Regions from separate parts of the Mus musculus genome. Here all the other regions are linked to region 2. Evidence: chromatin contacts called from ENCODE POLR2A ChIA-PET data. All regions are on one chromosome and are shown on one strand. The core of a region is the stretch at or near the end of the contact, and the rest is flanking DNA. Distances in the headings are between cores, read along the strand shown. Region 1 holds the start of L3mbtl2 (L3MBTL2 polycomb repressive complex 1 subunit). Region 2 holds the start of Ep300 (E1A binding protein p300). Region 3 holds the start of Chadl (chondroadherin-like).

Evidence for each region. ChIA-PET counts read pairs that join two places held with the same protein, here RNA polymerase II (POLR2A).
Region 1: POLR2A ChIA-PET joins it to region 2 with 23 read pairs in embryonic stem cell. The contact joins the promoter of L3mbtl2 here to the promoter of Ep300 in region 2. POLR2A ChIA-PET finds 5 or more read pairs at or near these places in 4 of 5 experiments (Patski and embryonic stem cell).
Region 3: POLR2A ChIA-PET joins it to region 2 with 28 read pairs in Patski. The contact joins the promoter of Chadl here to the promoter of Ep300 in region 2. POLR2A ChIA-PET finds 5 or more read pairs at or near these places in 4 of 5 experiments (Patski and embryonic stem cell).

The regions. Positions count from the first base shown.
Region 1 is chr15:81,661,874-81,666,538 of GRCm38, forward strand. It overlaps L3mbtl2 (L3MBTL2 polycomb repressive complex 1 subunit), which reads left to right and starts at 2,016. Exons shown (of 17, transcript NM_145993.5): 1 at 2,016-2,151. The coding sequence starts at 2,128.
Region 2 is chr15:81,583,637-81,588,248 of GRCm38, forward strand. It overlaps Ep300 (E1A binding protein p300), which reads left to right and starts at 2,578. Exons shown (of 31, transcript NM_177821.6): 1 at 2,578-3,086. The coding sequence starts at 2,993.
Region 3 is chr15:81,694,250-81,698,905 of GRCm38, forward strand. It overlaps Chadl (chondroadherin-like), which reads right to left and starts at 3,038. Exons shown (of 6, transcript NM_001164320.1): 1 at 2,980-3,038; 2 at 1,601-1,775; 3 at 1-994. The coding sequence starts at 2,987.

The DNA.
Region 1 (4,665 bases), core at 766-3,265, 78 kb after region 2:
GACTGCTCTTCCGAAGGTCCTGAGTTCACCAGATGAGGTCAGTCAACACCCAGCACAGGGTGGGAAGGGGGTTGTGAGTTCCTCCCCCTAGATGAGGCACTAGGGCAGTAGACAGACTTTGGGGGGAGAGTCAGTTTTCTTTAAGGTGTGGCTCCTGGTAGGTCAACCACACTCCAGTCAACGGCTCCACAGGGAGGAAGATGAGGGTGGCACAGACTGTATTCAAAAGCTTTAAAGGGGGAAAAAAAAACAGTAACAAACTCAGGAATGAAGATGCCTGACTTTAATTCCAGCACTCACTTGGAAGGCAGAGGCAGGAGGATCTCTTTGAGTCCAAGGCCAATCCAGCTACAGAGAACCTGTCTCAAAAAAAAAAAAAAAATCAAAACAATAGAAACAATAAAAACAAGCTGGAGAGAGGGCTCAGTTTTTAAGCTCATTGGCTGCTCTTTCAGAGAACCAGGTTCGGTCCCAGCACTTTCATGGCAGCTCATAACCACCGTGTTACTCCAGTTCCATGATATCCCACACCCTTTTCTGGCTTTTGTTGGCACTGGCCACACATATGGTGCACAGTCATACGTGCAAGCAAAACTCCTATAACACATTAAAAAAGTAAATAAATAAAAATTTAAAAATAAAAAGCAACGCAGAGAGGCAGGGAGCTGGGAGTGGGTCTGGGAGCCCTCACGTAGGATAAGTAAACTAATCCAGACCTGTCTGAACTTTAGATGCTTGTAAGGCCATACAATTCCTGAGAACCCAGGATGGGAAGGAGTAGTTCTATAGGGGACTCAATCCACATGTATACTCCAGTTGGCAAAAGCGTTGACTTCAGGTGTCTTCTTCAATCTCTTGCTATCCACTGTATCGCTGCTGGCTGGTCAGCAGGCCATGGGAATCCTTCTGTGTCTGCTTACCTAGTGCTGGGATCACAGGCATGCTCTGTCATGCACTGGGGGGCAAAACTCAGCTTTCCATGCTCTGGCTGTACTCACTTACAGGCTGAGTCATCTCTCCTAGATTTAAGGTTATAACATCTATCCGTATAATTTATTTGTGGATATGGGGGTTTTGCTGAATGCATATGTATGGACCATGTTAGTGCTTGGCGTCATCAGAGGCCAGAAGAGAAAGTAGGATCCACTATAACTGGGTTTATAGAATTTTGTGAGTTGTTCTGGGTTCTGGGAATCAAACCTGGTACCTCTGGAAAAGTGGCCAGTAACCACTGAACCATTTCTCCAGTCCAAGGCTTTTTTTTCCCCATTTATTTATTTAGCTTGTGTGTTTGTTTTATGTGCGTGACACAAAGGTCAGGACAACTTTGTGAGTAGCTTTTTGACTTCCAGGTTTATGTTGTGGCTCAGAGATTTGAACTCAGGTAGAAAGGCTCATGGAACAAGATCCTTCACCTACTAAACCATCTCATAAGCCCCAGCGAGCAGACGGACATAGAGTTTAAGAATATTCCTGTTCCTGTCTGAATTGAAAGAGGGATTAGGCATTTCTGCTAGGCATTCCTGTCCAAGAGCACCTTTACTTCCTACCTGGGGAGAGTGTGAATTTTTGTCTGGGGCCCCTGGGGAGAGTGCGAATTTTTGTGTGTGTGGGGGGGGGGCTGGCACGTCCAATCCCTTGTGCTCAGATGGTTTGAAATTTGACTAAGAAAGGACAAAAACAAAAAACAAAAAAACCCGCCGGGCGTGGTGGCGCATGCCTTTAATCCCAGCACTTGGGAGGCAGAGGCAGGCGGATTTCTGAGTTCGAGGCCAGCCTGGTCTACAGAGTGAGTTCTAGGACAGCCAGGACTATACAGAGAAACCCTGTCTCTGAAAAAACAACAACAAAACCCTAGAAGTACCCTTCAGGAGATTTCGCATTACTAAGGCAACGACCCTTTTCGTGCACCCAGGAGAAAACTACAACTCCCCTAATCCTCACGGCTACCCAGCCCCTCCTTAATGGAGGCGGGGCGCGGGCGAGCGCGGAACCGGCTTCCTATTTCCTGCGGCATGATTGGCCCGCAGCTCGGGCGCAGCAGCCAATGAGCACACTCTCGGAGAGCGGCGAGGGCAATATGGCTTCCTGCACCTGGTGACGGTTGAGGGAATTGAATTTGGTATCATGGAGAAACCGCGGGGCACTGAGGTAAGAGGGAAAGGGCTCAGCCCAAGCGGGAAGGGGAGCCCCAAACGCCTCGCTCGGCGGACGCGCCGTTTTAGCGATGTCTTAGTGGTGGACAGTTGCAGGATTGGTAAACTGAGGTACGGAGCTTAGCCTCGGCCAGAGGCCCCCGAGGTTCCTTTTGGTCTGGTGACGAAGGAAGGATGGCAACGCCTCCCTAGCCAGGGGCAGGGAAACTGGGCTCTGAACTTTGTCTTGGTTTCATGGTTCTGAGCTTTAGGATCGTGCGGCCTGTCCCTTCCACGCGGGAAGTGAAGGGAGGAAGATCGGAGTTGATTCCTACTCCACGCTGGGAGCGTTCACGTGCTGGTCTCCCCGTACGCTCACAGCCATCTTCTTTAGGGAGGGATTAAAACAGCCCTCTGGGTCGACACAGCTGCAAAGTGCAAGAGGTTGTCACCAAGTACGTCAGTTTCCAAAACTGCGTTACGCTTTTTCCGTGGTACCGCAGCCGGTGACCCACCGCACCTTGCATTTGAAGTCTCTTGCCGTTTCCTAGCGGTAATAATTGCTAAGCTTTATTGAGCACTGTTGAGTGTTTTACGTTTATCATCCCTTCCCAAAATATTATTAAATAGTGGTGTTGTCTTTATTTGGTGGAAACCGAGGCAGTGCATTTGACTCGCTGTGCATCGTACAGCTAGGAAGCACTAGAGATCGTATTTGAACCTTGGCCCAAAGCGTCATTCTCTTTACCTCTGTCTTGCCCAACAAGCTAGGCACGTTTTTTCCTATTACAAGCTAGGTACGTTTTTATGTAGCATTTCATCGCTACCTCACATTCTGTGAGCCAACAGCTGTCGTGGATGAGAAAATTGTCCCACAGACCTTAAGTGACTTGCCCCAGGATCAGTAGCTGATTTCAATCAGAGCTCAACTCACGGCTGTGGTCCATACCACCATACAATTAGTCATCTGACTCAAAGCCTCCTTGGGATAGCCTGGGTCTCAATTTTCTCAGTCTTTTTTTCTTTTCCCTGTTTTCCTTTAAGGAAGAAAACAGGTTTATTGGATACATTGCAAGGAGCAGTGGTCTAGGCAGCAGCAAGAGGGCCTGGCAGTCTTAAATTTGTTTCTGAGTTGAGATCATTTGGATGTACATATACAGAAGAGGGAAGAAAGAGTTTCAAATGCCTTCTAGCCCAGTAAAAATTTTTTGAGGTGCTTAGGATATTTCCACATTATTGTGTAGATCTCTGATCCCTGGCAGCGTTTTTTGACCTGATAGTGGTGTGGAAACAGTATCTTTTCAATAGATGCTGTTCTTTGAAATTGGAATTTTGCTCTGTACCCAAGCTACCAGTATGAGGGGTCTTGGTGCTGAGCAGAGGCTCAAACCAACCACAGCTTGCACTTAGCCATGTGGTCATTGGAGGAAACAGTCCATTCTCTTTTCTTATTTGTTTGTTTATTTATTTATGTGAGTACACTATAGCTGTACAGATGGTCATTGGAGGAAACAGTCCATTCTTTTTTCTTATTTGTTTGTTTGTTTATTTATTTATTTATGTGAGAACACTATAGCTGTACAGATAGATGGTTGTGAGCCTTCATGTGGTTTTTGGGAATTTTAGGACCTCTGCTTTCTCTGGTCAACCCCACTCTCTGCAGTCACCCTTGCTTGCTCAGTCCCTGCTTGCCTCGGCCCAAAGATTTATTTATTATCATACATAAGTACACTGTAGCTGACTTCAGATGCATCAGAAGAGGGCGTCATATCTCATTATAGGTGGTTGCGAGCAGCGACCATCTGGTTGCTGGGATTTGAACTCAGGACCTCCGGAAGAGCAGTCAGTGCTCTTACCCGCTGAGACATTTCTCCCGTCCTCTTTTCTTTCTTTTCTTGTTTTGTTTTTTGGAGAACTTGTTTTGTAGACCAGGCTGGCCTCAAACTCACATAGATCTGTCTGCCTCTGCTTCCTGAGTGCTGGGAATAAAGGCGTTCACTACCACACCTGCCTTTTTCTTTCTTCTTGTTCTTCTTCTTTTTTTTTTTTTTTTTTTTTTTTAAGAGGATCTACTAGCCAGAGGGTGGTGGTGCAAACTTTTAATCGCAACACTTGGGAGGCAGAGGCAGGCAGATCACTGCATTCTAGGTTAACATGGTCTACAGAGCTAGTTCCAGGACAGCCAGGGCTACTGAGGGAAACCCTGTTTCAAAAAAAAAAGAAAAAGAAAAAAGAAAGAAACAAACAAACAAAAAGAAAAAAGAGAGTGAAGAGAGAGGTGGGGGTGTTGGGGTCTACCGTGCGGTCTGAGCTGACCTGGAACTTGCTGTGTAGACCAGACTTGTTTCAAGCTCAGGGTTCTAGGATTAATGGTGTGTACCACAATACCTAGCCTCTTATACCTAGTCTCCTAGATGTTTTAAATGAATATATACATATATAGATAGATAGATAGAGATATAGATATGTATATAGATATGTGTGTGTGTGTGTGTATATATATATGTTGGTTTTTAGATTTATTTATTTA
Region 2 (4,612 bases), core at 1,328-3,827:
TCCCATCAGTTTCAGATGCTTGTCATGTCTCAGAGCCAGTTCTCATCCTACCACCTAGTTCCTGGGGATGGAAACCTGGTCTTCAACTCACCAGCTTAGAGTCTCTTTTATTTCTTTGAAAAATGGCTTGTCTGGTGTAATCCTGAAACCTGCTCTGTATACCAGGCTGGTCTGGAATTCACAGAGTCCCACAGACTCCCGAGTGCTGGAATTAAAAGCATGCACCACCACCACCATTCAGCTAATTCTGTTTTCTCAAGCTATACTCTTAGAAGTCAAAACAGCAAAAACAGAGGACGTCTGGCCACTAGCAAAACAGGTTAATATATGAAATATGAGAAAATATGACCTGATGAGAGGGTTCAGCAAGCGTAGAACCAATTGCTCAGCCTGAGCTTTTTGGTTGGATCCTTGGAACCATAACACGGGTACAGAAGAAATGACTCCTCCAGATTATCCTATGACCTCCCCATGTGGGTCATGGGTATATATGTTCACACATTTATACATATCAACAGAGACACACAAGGTAAATGTAATTAAAAAATAGATCTGAGAAAAAATTTATTTTCTTGGTAGTACTGGTGACTGAACTGTTAAGGCCACAGGAATAGTAGGCAAACTACCTATACAATAGGTAATGTCTCGAAGGTTTCCTTCAGTGTCACATAGAACCTTGGTACTTTCCCTATATTTGAGGATCCCAAACACAGAAGTCCTGTAATTTGAGAACCCTAAAAGCATACCCCCTGCTTTCTGCTTCGAATTGGGCTGCCCTACACACTAGACTTAGGAGCATTTCCTCACATTTTTCTAGTGTTATAATTTTTTTTAGCACATAACATTTTTTTGTCCTCTCCCATATTTACATTGAAGGCACTGCAGAAAGTGGCCTTTTATTAAGCTCATCTGCTAGAGATGGGTGGAAAATACCTTCAAAAGACCTTGGAAGTTTCAGGCAGGTTCAGAAAAGTAGTTCTCAAGGATTCTTTTTTAAGAGTGGTAGCTGGTAAGGATGTGTGGACACGTGATGGGCAAAAATGTAGGTAGGGTCTAGCCCTAAACAGCCTCCCACTGCTGTGGTCCTCCCCCTCCTAGTTTTTTAACTAACAATATCGTAATCCAAATTTTTCATTCTTGAATTAGACATTTCAGAGAAAACTTAAAGGACTAGCAATGTGACTTTGAGATATGAACTGCTGCTTTCGAGAAGGCTATGAAGAGGATGGAATGTGTGTCTACGATGAAACACAGGTGTTTGGCGGATTTAATGGGGTTCCAAAGATCAACCTGAGAGGGCAAACCCCGGGAGCTCTGACCGTGGTTTTCCTTGTTTTCGCAGAGGAGCGCCTGAGCTTTGACTCGGTTCTGCTCAGAGACCCAGCCCAGGCACCTAACTGTCCACCGACCGAAAATACGTTCTAAGTTCACCCCGGACCCCCCCCCCCCCCACAACTTCTTTCAAAACCTCCCCTTTAAAGGGAGCCACCGAGTGACGCCGGGGGAGTTTGCGGAAGCGCCTACCGCGTTGGGGCCCTTGGGCGGATCCCGTGATTGGAGCCGGCACCGCCCCCGGCGCCGCTTCCCCCATTGTGTGAGCTGCAAGGCAGAGGCCCCGCCCTCGCCCCGCCTCCCTGTTTCTCGGCCCCTCCCCCTCTCACCTCCCCCCCCCCCCAATCTTGGCTCATTTCCGGCCGCCGCCGCCGCTACCGCTATCCTGTAAGGAGGATTCGGCAGAGGCAAGAAACAACAGCCGCCATCTTGTTTGTGTGCTAGCCTGTGGGGGGGGTGGGGGGAGGAGGAGAGAGAGCGGAGAGGGACCGGGAGAGAGAGAGTGGGGCAAGCGGGACGCCCGGCTGAGTGCGAACTGCGCGAGCAGGGAGTGAGGAGGGTACCTGGCTGGAGAGCAGCGGCCGGGACCGAGACAGTGGTTGGGGGCCCCGGGGCGCAAAGGCTGAGGCGACCCTCAGTCCCCTCCTTGCCCGCACACACCCCCACCGCAGCCCGGGCCGGCGTCGACGCCTAAGGGGGGGAAACCATTACATAAGCCCGCGCCCCGCGGCGCCTCTGCCCGCCGTCCGAGGCGGCCCCCGAGCCGAGCCCCCGGCAGGCACCTGGCTGCCGGGGGGGTGAGGGCCAGGGAGGCGGCCGGACTGATTTCTCCTCCCCGGGCTTGCGAGTGGAGGCGGAGAAGCGCGGCGCGCGGAGAGGCCGCGTCGGTGGGCTCGGCGTCAGCGCGGGCTTGCGGGCGGACGGCCCTGCTTGGCCCGGCCCGGCCCCCCTGGCCCTTCGGGCCGGCGAGCTCCACGCTCGGCGTCGTCGCTGCTGCGCCTCTGCTTGTCCGCTGCGCGATGTGAGGCGGCCCCGGCGCCAGTCTGGCTCTCGGCTCGGCTGAGCTCAGTGTGGCCATTAGGGGCCGGTGCGGCAGCGGCGGCGCGGAGCGCAGCGGCAGGAGGAGGAGGAGGGCGGCTCTCAGGGTGGGGGCGCAGGCCCGGGAGGGGGCACCGGGAGGAGGTGAGTGTCTCTGGTCGCCTCCTCCTCTCCCCCTTTTTCGCCCCCGCCTCCTTGTGGCGATGAGAAGGAGGAGGACAGCGCCGAGGAGGAAGAAGCTGATGGCGGCGGCGGAGCTCCGAGAGACCTCGGCTGGGCAGGGGCTCGCCGTGGCGGGCTGGGGACTGCGTCTGTAGAGCTGTGAGTTCCCGAGAATTCGCTGCAGCGGACGTGCTCGTGGGATCAGTGTTGCTGTACCCTCCTCCCGGCCTGGTTTAGGCCCGGCCCCTCGCACTTGCCCCTACCATTTCTGTTGAGTCCGCATCCCTCTCCGGCCACCGCAACCAGGCGAAGAGAAAAAGGAACTTCCCCCCACCCCTGTTGGGTGGCGGCGGAGCTCCGGAGCCCACCCTTAGGAGCGGGGCGGGGACCCCGTTTCGGAGAAGAGATTTCCTCAGGATTCTCGTTTTTTTCCTCGGTTGTATCTCCGAAAGAATTAAAAATGGCCGAGAATGTGGTGGAACCCGGGCCGCCTTCAGCCAAGCGGCCTAAACTCTCATCTCCGGCCCTCTCGGCGTCCGCCAGCGATGGCACAGGTTAGTCTCGGGACTCCCGGCCTTCCATAGTTCCCTTCGTCTTTTCTGCTCGTTGCACCTTCATTCCAGGGTGCTTCTGTGTATCTCTTCCCATTTCCCCGGCCGGTGTTTAATTTTAAAGGTTTTTGAATGGACTGGTCGAAGACGTCCAGTAGCCCAACCATTTTCTTTGCCTTCTGATACATTCATTGCAACACTATGTCATGTCAGATCGTTGTGTGTTCTGGAATTAAGAGGTTGGAAGTGGGAGCTGCGGGGACCTTTATTGTTGGCTCCATGCAATTTAATTTGGGAAATGCCGGTACAATCGTGTGTGAGGGCTTTTATGCACTTTTACTATTTTTGTTACTGGTGAATGAGGGATTTCAGCTCTTTCTCCCCTGTTGCAATGAATTCTTTTTTTCTCTGCTTTCCCACCTTTAATGATTTTTGCTCCTGTGAGGCAGATTTTCTGTTGAGGAATGGGGGCGGAAGACAAATCTTGGTGTCTGCGATCCAAGGTTTTAAGTGTAACTAAAGTTCAACAAAATTTCATTCTTAGGTCCCCTCTCCCCATCCTTGCCTCAAGAGTCAGTATGGACCGCAGTTTATTTTATATCCATTTGCCATGAAACCAAAATGTCTCAAACTGCGTGTTGAGGTGTAGACCTGAGGCGTTTCCTTTGCAGTTTGTCACACTCTTACTTAGAAGGGAAAGAAAAAAGATGAAGCCTTTCTGGAATTAGGTACTTAGAAATGGGAGATAATAAGTTGAAAGACTCCCAGTCATGAACTTCCAACTAAAGTGATTGTACAAGTTTAAAAATGAACAGGAGGTTTTGTGCTTGCATGTTTGTTTTGTTTTGCTTTTTGGACCTTTGCAATTCCAGTTTACAAGATGAAGGAATTCTTTTCTCCAGTCAGCCCCTTTGTTAGGAGACCTGAAGGGAGACTCTCCCTTGTCTGTTCTTTTTCCTGCTTACTGTTAGTTTAGTGTTATTCTGATGATCACTGACCTGGTCCTCTCTTGCTGTCTGACTTGTTTGAGAGGCCAGGATAATGAAGAAGAAGAAGAAGAAAAAGAAGAAGAAGAAGAAGAATGGCTAGTCATCTGACAGTCCACTAGATGTTCCTCCTTACTGCAAGCATCCCTTTAACTCAGAGAAGAGGCTCCAGATCTCTCCTTCTGCCAATGAGAGTGTATAGTGGAGTTAAACGTACCCTGCAAGTTGTAGAGAATGTGTGGGCCATGTTTCTGAGTAGGATTTCTATTAAGGCCTGGAAATAAGATAGAACTAGTGCATTACTCTGCTTTTTTAGCAGCTGTATTTCGAACCATGAGTTTTGCTCACCTGCAACAGTTGGGAAGGATAAGTCTTGCAGTGTTCTAAGGCTCTAACTTTAGTTATATGTGAGCATTCAGCTGTAAAGTTTCCGTAGTCTTAGAGAATTTTTTTTAAATTATGTCTTTGAAATTCATAGGCATAGATATTTTATAGACATATTTGCTCTGGATTTTTGTTTCCTCCTCTGCCCCCATAATAAGT
Region 3 (4,656 bases), core at 1,788-4,287, 110 kb after region 2:
TGGCCCACGCGGCCTCTCCGTGCGGGGAGCGAAGAGGAGGAGCGCGGGGACCGGCCGGCCGGTCCTCGTCCTCGTCCCCATCCCCGTCCCCCGCCGCCGCGTCGCCCGGGCAGCGCAGGTCAGAGGGCCGCAGCGTATCCAGGGCCTCGCCTCGCAGGCGCCGCGGGCCCCGGCACGCGCCATCCGAGCGCACCCGAGCGCGCACCAGCCACTCGAGCAGGGGCCGTGCGTGGCAGGCGCACCACAGCGGGTTGCCCTGCAGCCGCAGGCGGCGCAGCTGGCCGGGGACCTGTAGCGGGGGCAGGGTGGTGAGCTGGTTCCCGCGGAGGTCGAGGGTGTGCAGGCGCGGGCAGTGGGCGAAGGCCCGGGGCCCCAGGGCCTGCAGGGACCCGTGGTCCAGTGCGAGCTCCCGCAGGCCGGGCAGCGCCAGGCCGTCCTCCTCTCCCGTGTAGGTGAGCGGGTTGTGACCCAGCTCCAGCCGCGCCAGGCTGCGGGCCTGGGACAGGGCGGCCCCGGGCAGGGCCTGCAGCTCGTTGTGGTGCAGGCTGAGACGGCGCAGCGCCGGCAGGCCGGCCAGAGCCTCGGGGGCCAGGACGCTGAGCGCATTGTGAGACAGCTGCAGCCAGCGGGTGCGCAGCAGCCCCTGGAAGGCCATGGCGGGCAGGTAGACCAGGGCGTTGTGGGCCAAGTTGAGAGTGGTCAGCGAGCCCAGGGCGCCGAAGGTCCCCGGGCGCAGCTCCTCCAACATGTTCCCCTCCAGCTCCAGGCGCCTCAGCGAGCCCAGCCCGTCCAGCGCCTCCTGGGGCAGGGTGCTCAGGCGGTTGGAAGCCAGGTTGAGGAGGAGCAGGCGACCCAGGCCACGGAAGGCACCCTCGGCCACCATCTCCACCTGACAGTTCCGCAGGTCCAGATGCGTGAGGTGGGGCAGGTCCTGGAAGGCCGCTGCAGGGAGGACCTTCAGTATATTGCCCTGGAGGTCCAGCCTCTGGGTCAGCTGGGGACAGGAGAGGGGAAGGGAGAATGAGCCACATGGGCACTCGAGCCTTGGCCTCTCCCCATCATCTTTCCGAGTCTCTTTAGCCACAGAGCAGCCCTTACTGTGATCCGTTTCTTCTTGCCTTACTTACCCATTAGTTCATAACACCACCGGGCAAAAAAGTTTCTTATCCAGACACCCCCCGCCCCAGTTCACCCCAGGACCTGACACAAATACATTATTATTTGCAGGTCATCTAGGTATCTCAGCCACACGAAAAGGATTTTAAATAAATTATACTGCTATTGGCTTGTTTAGTTTATTTTTGTTGTTGCTATTTGTTGTAAACCTGGGTCTGGTTAGCTTGGACCTCACTCTGTAGACCAGGCTGGTCTTGAACTCAGAGACCTGCCTGCCTCTGCCTCCTGAGTCCTGGGGTTAAAGGTGTGTGTGTCATTGGATTTGGCCCTCACTGGTTATTTTTCTTCCCATTCAGACCTAGATAACCCAGGCTCAAGAAGCAGGAACCAGCCAGCCAGTGGTAGAGCCATTGGTGTAGCCCAGGCTCCTGCCACTCTTTCTTGCCACACTGCCAACCCATGCCAGGATTTTCCCTCTCCTGACCTCAGGGATGGTGTTTGGCACCTCGGTGAGGTTCTGGTGCCGGCAGGTAACATGCCGTCTTGAGTTGTCGCAGACACAGGTCTGTGGGCATCGCTGGGCAGCTACGTGCCAGGCTGGGCTCTGGAGCAACACCATGAACAGCAACAGCATAAAGACCCAGATGGAGCTCTGGGGCCTGGGAGAGAAGGGAGGAAGGGGCGGGGGAGAGAGAGAGACAGAGAGAAACAGACAGAGTGCTGCTGTCCATGGGGAACACCAATGCTAGTGGGCACTGAACCCCTGACCCAGGACAGCCCACTCCGGACTCAGGCCTTCATTCTCTGGGCACAGGAAAGTGCTACGGCTTGGTTCTCTTCCCTCACGTCATATGGGGGGAGGGAAGAGGAGCTTCTGTTATCAGCCCTGGTTTGGCAGCAGGAGGGAAGGCCCAGACCTAGCCCAGGTTTTAGGGTGGACTAGGAGGTCCAGATGCTGAAGAGCCTGAGAGATGCTGTCTCGGTAAAGCAGGCAGCCCAAGCCTCTGTGCCTGCTTCCCCTTTGTCCTCGTGTTACCTGAGTCCACACAGCTGACTGGCCTGTGACAGGGGAACTGAGGGCCTGAGTTATGTACTACGGGGGAGGTGGCAAGGTAGGTCTCATGTCTATTTATTGATGCACCCACCTACCTGTCCATCTCTCCACCTTGCAACTCCAGCCACTTGCCCATTTCTTCTTAGGGATGATTGTTGCCACCATGGCTCTCCTGGCCTCTTCCCACCCCTGTTCCACCCAACAGCCAGAGGGAATTTTCCAGAAACCTCCCTAGTGTCTCGCTGTCCCTGTGAGTGAAAAGTCCCAAATTCCTGGTGCCTCAAGAAGAATGTCTAGATTCTCCAACACACACCTTGAGTGGCACCACTGTTCAAACCGAGCAGCAGCGAATTCACTCAGCTCCCCCTGGTATATGCTTGGGTCGCAGGTAAGTTCTGAGCTGCCTTCCCTGATCCCACGGACCTCCCTGTAGTTGCTCCCAGGATTGTTACTGTCTGGCTTTGTCTCCTTTTAGTCCCAGAAGTCACCCCTTTCTCAGCGCTGACGGCCTTCTCTAGATTCTGGCTTGAGGGTCAGGGTAGGAAGGAGGCCTATTAGGCTGATAACTGAAGAGGAAAAAGGTTCAGGGCGAAGAGGACTGCCACAGATCCCACTTCATAAGGCTACAAAGCACTACCCCCACAGGATGCACAGGCACAGCTACCTCTGGGGTTGGTTTAGGGGCCACCTCTGGGGAACCTCAGGTACAGGAGGATCCCGTGGCTCCATAGCTGGCCTCTCAGAGGCACAAGCAGATAACTGACCCTCTCTAGCCATCTAGTTCTAACTCCCTGGGCCCCAAAACTCACCTCTCCATGCCGACTGGAACTGCCAGCCTTGTCTGGAGGCCCCACACAAGGGAAAGACCAGGGACAGTCCTTGCCTGGCCACCGGCAGTACCCACCCCCCTTTGCCCATGGGCTTGGCAGCCAGGACCGAGCTGAATGGGAAGCATTGTAAGCAGCCCAGCCGAGCTGGGGCTTCCCCAGCCTGTGGGCAGGGGGTGGGAGCAGAGGCTGGAGTTACAGGCTGCCATTGCAGCACAGGCTTAACAACGTGGCTCAGGCCTGAGTCCTTGGACTGGCCGGTGGGCATGGGTGGCGATGGAGATGGGGGGGGTGGTGTCTGGAGGAGCCTTTTGGTGGGTGAGCATCACTGGGCTCCTGTGGACTCCGCGCGACCCTAGGAAGAACTATTCAGCAACTGAAAGTTAAAAGCTAGCTCAGGAGGTTGCTGCAGGAGTTAAGGTAGGAGCCTGGAACCCAGGCACAGGGGAGCCCTTAACTCCTTCCTTTCCGTGAGCTTATGCACTCACACACACTGAAGCTGCTACACACACATAAATCTGTATCCTGCAACTATTCTCCTTCTCATGTGAACGTATTATTGAGGATATCCAAATTGGTGCCTAGCGTTATATCCACTTTCTAATGGATTATATGGTGTTTCATTCTATAAACAGACCTAAGGCGTAAACCAGGTGGTTGTGTACACCTTAGGAGATGGAACTAGAAGGGTTAAAGAACATACCAGACTTACCGGTTCATCTGAGATATTTTACATTTTTTTAGTTTTTTTTTTTTTTTAACTTTATATGTGAGTGGTCTATATGTGTAGAGTGCATTGAAGCATGGCTGGTACCCATAGAGACCAGAAGAGGGCGCCAGAGCCTCCAAAGTAGAATCACAGATATGTCAACCTCCATGTGAGGGATTTGAACCCAGGTCCTCTACAATGAGCCCCCTGTCTAGTCCTGTCTTAGATATTTTTACAGCTCCTCTTCTCCCCTCCCCTTTTTTCTGTTAGTGGAGTTAGAAATTCAAGGCCAGACTTTGGCTACATAGAAAGTTAAAGGCCAGCCTGGGATCACTGAAACCTTGTCCTGAAAATAAAAGGTAGCCGGGCGTGGTGGCACAGGCCTTTAATCCCAGCATTCGGGAGGCAGAGGCAGGCGGATTTCTGAGTTCGAGGCCAGCCTGGTCTACAAAGTGAGTTCCAGACAGCCAGGGCTACACAGAGAAACCCTGTCTCGGAAAAAAAAAAAAAAAGAAAGAAAAAGAAAAAGAAAAGGTGTATTTAAGCATGCATCTCTGGAGGATATATATGTATATATTTCAAAACTTCCAAGGCTGGATATGGTAGTACACACCTTTAGTTCCAGGAACTAACAACCAGACACAGCTACATAGTGTGACACTGTCTAAAAAACAAACCAACCCACAGACACTCTGCATCAAGAGACAGCACAGCTGGATCCCAGCAGACACTCACATACATTTCAGACCCGTGGTTCTGGTGCATGGCAGCTTTCAGTTTTCAGTGTTGTGTAATCCTGGTGTTGTGTAATCCTGGGTGGATTCAAAGTTGCTATGCATCTGAGATGGCTCTTGTCTCTGGCTCCAGCTTTGAAGTGCTGGGACAAAAGGTATGTGCCATCACCACTGAGATACGTAGTTGGTTGGTTGGTTTATTTATTTATTTAGGTT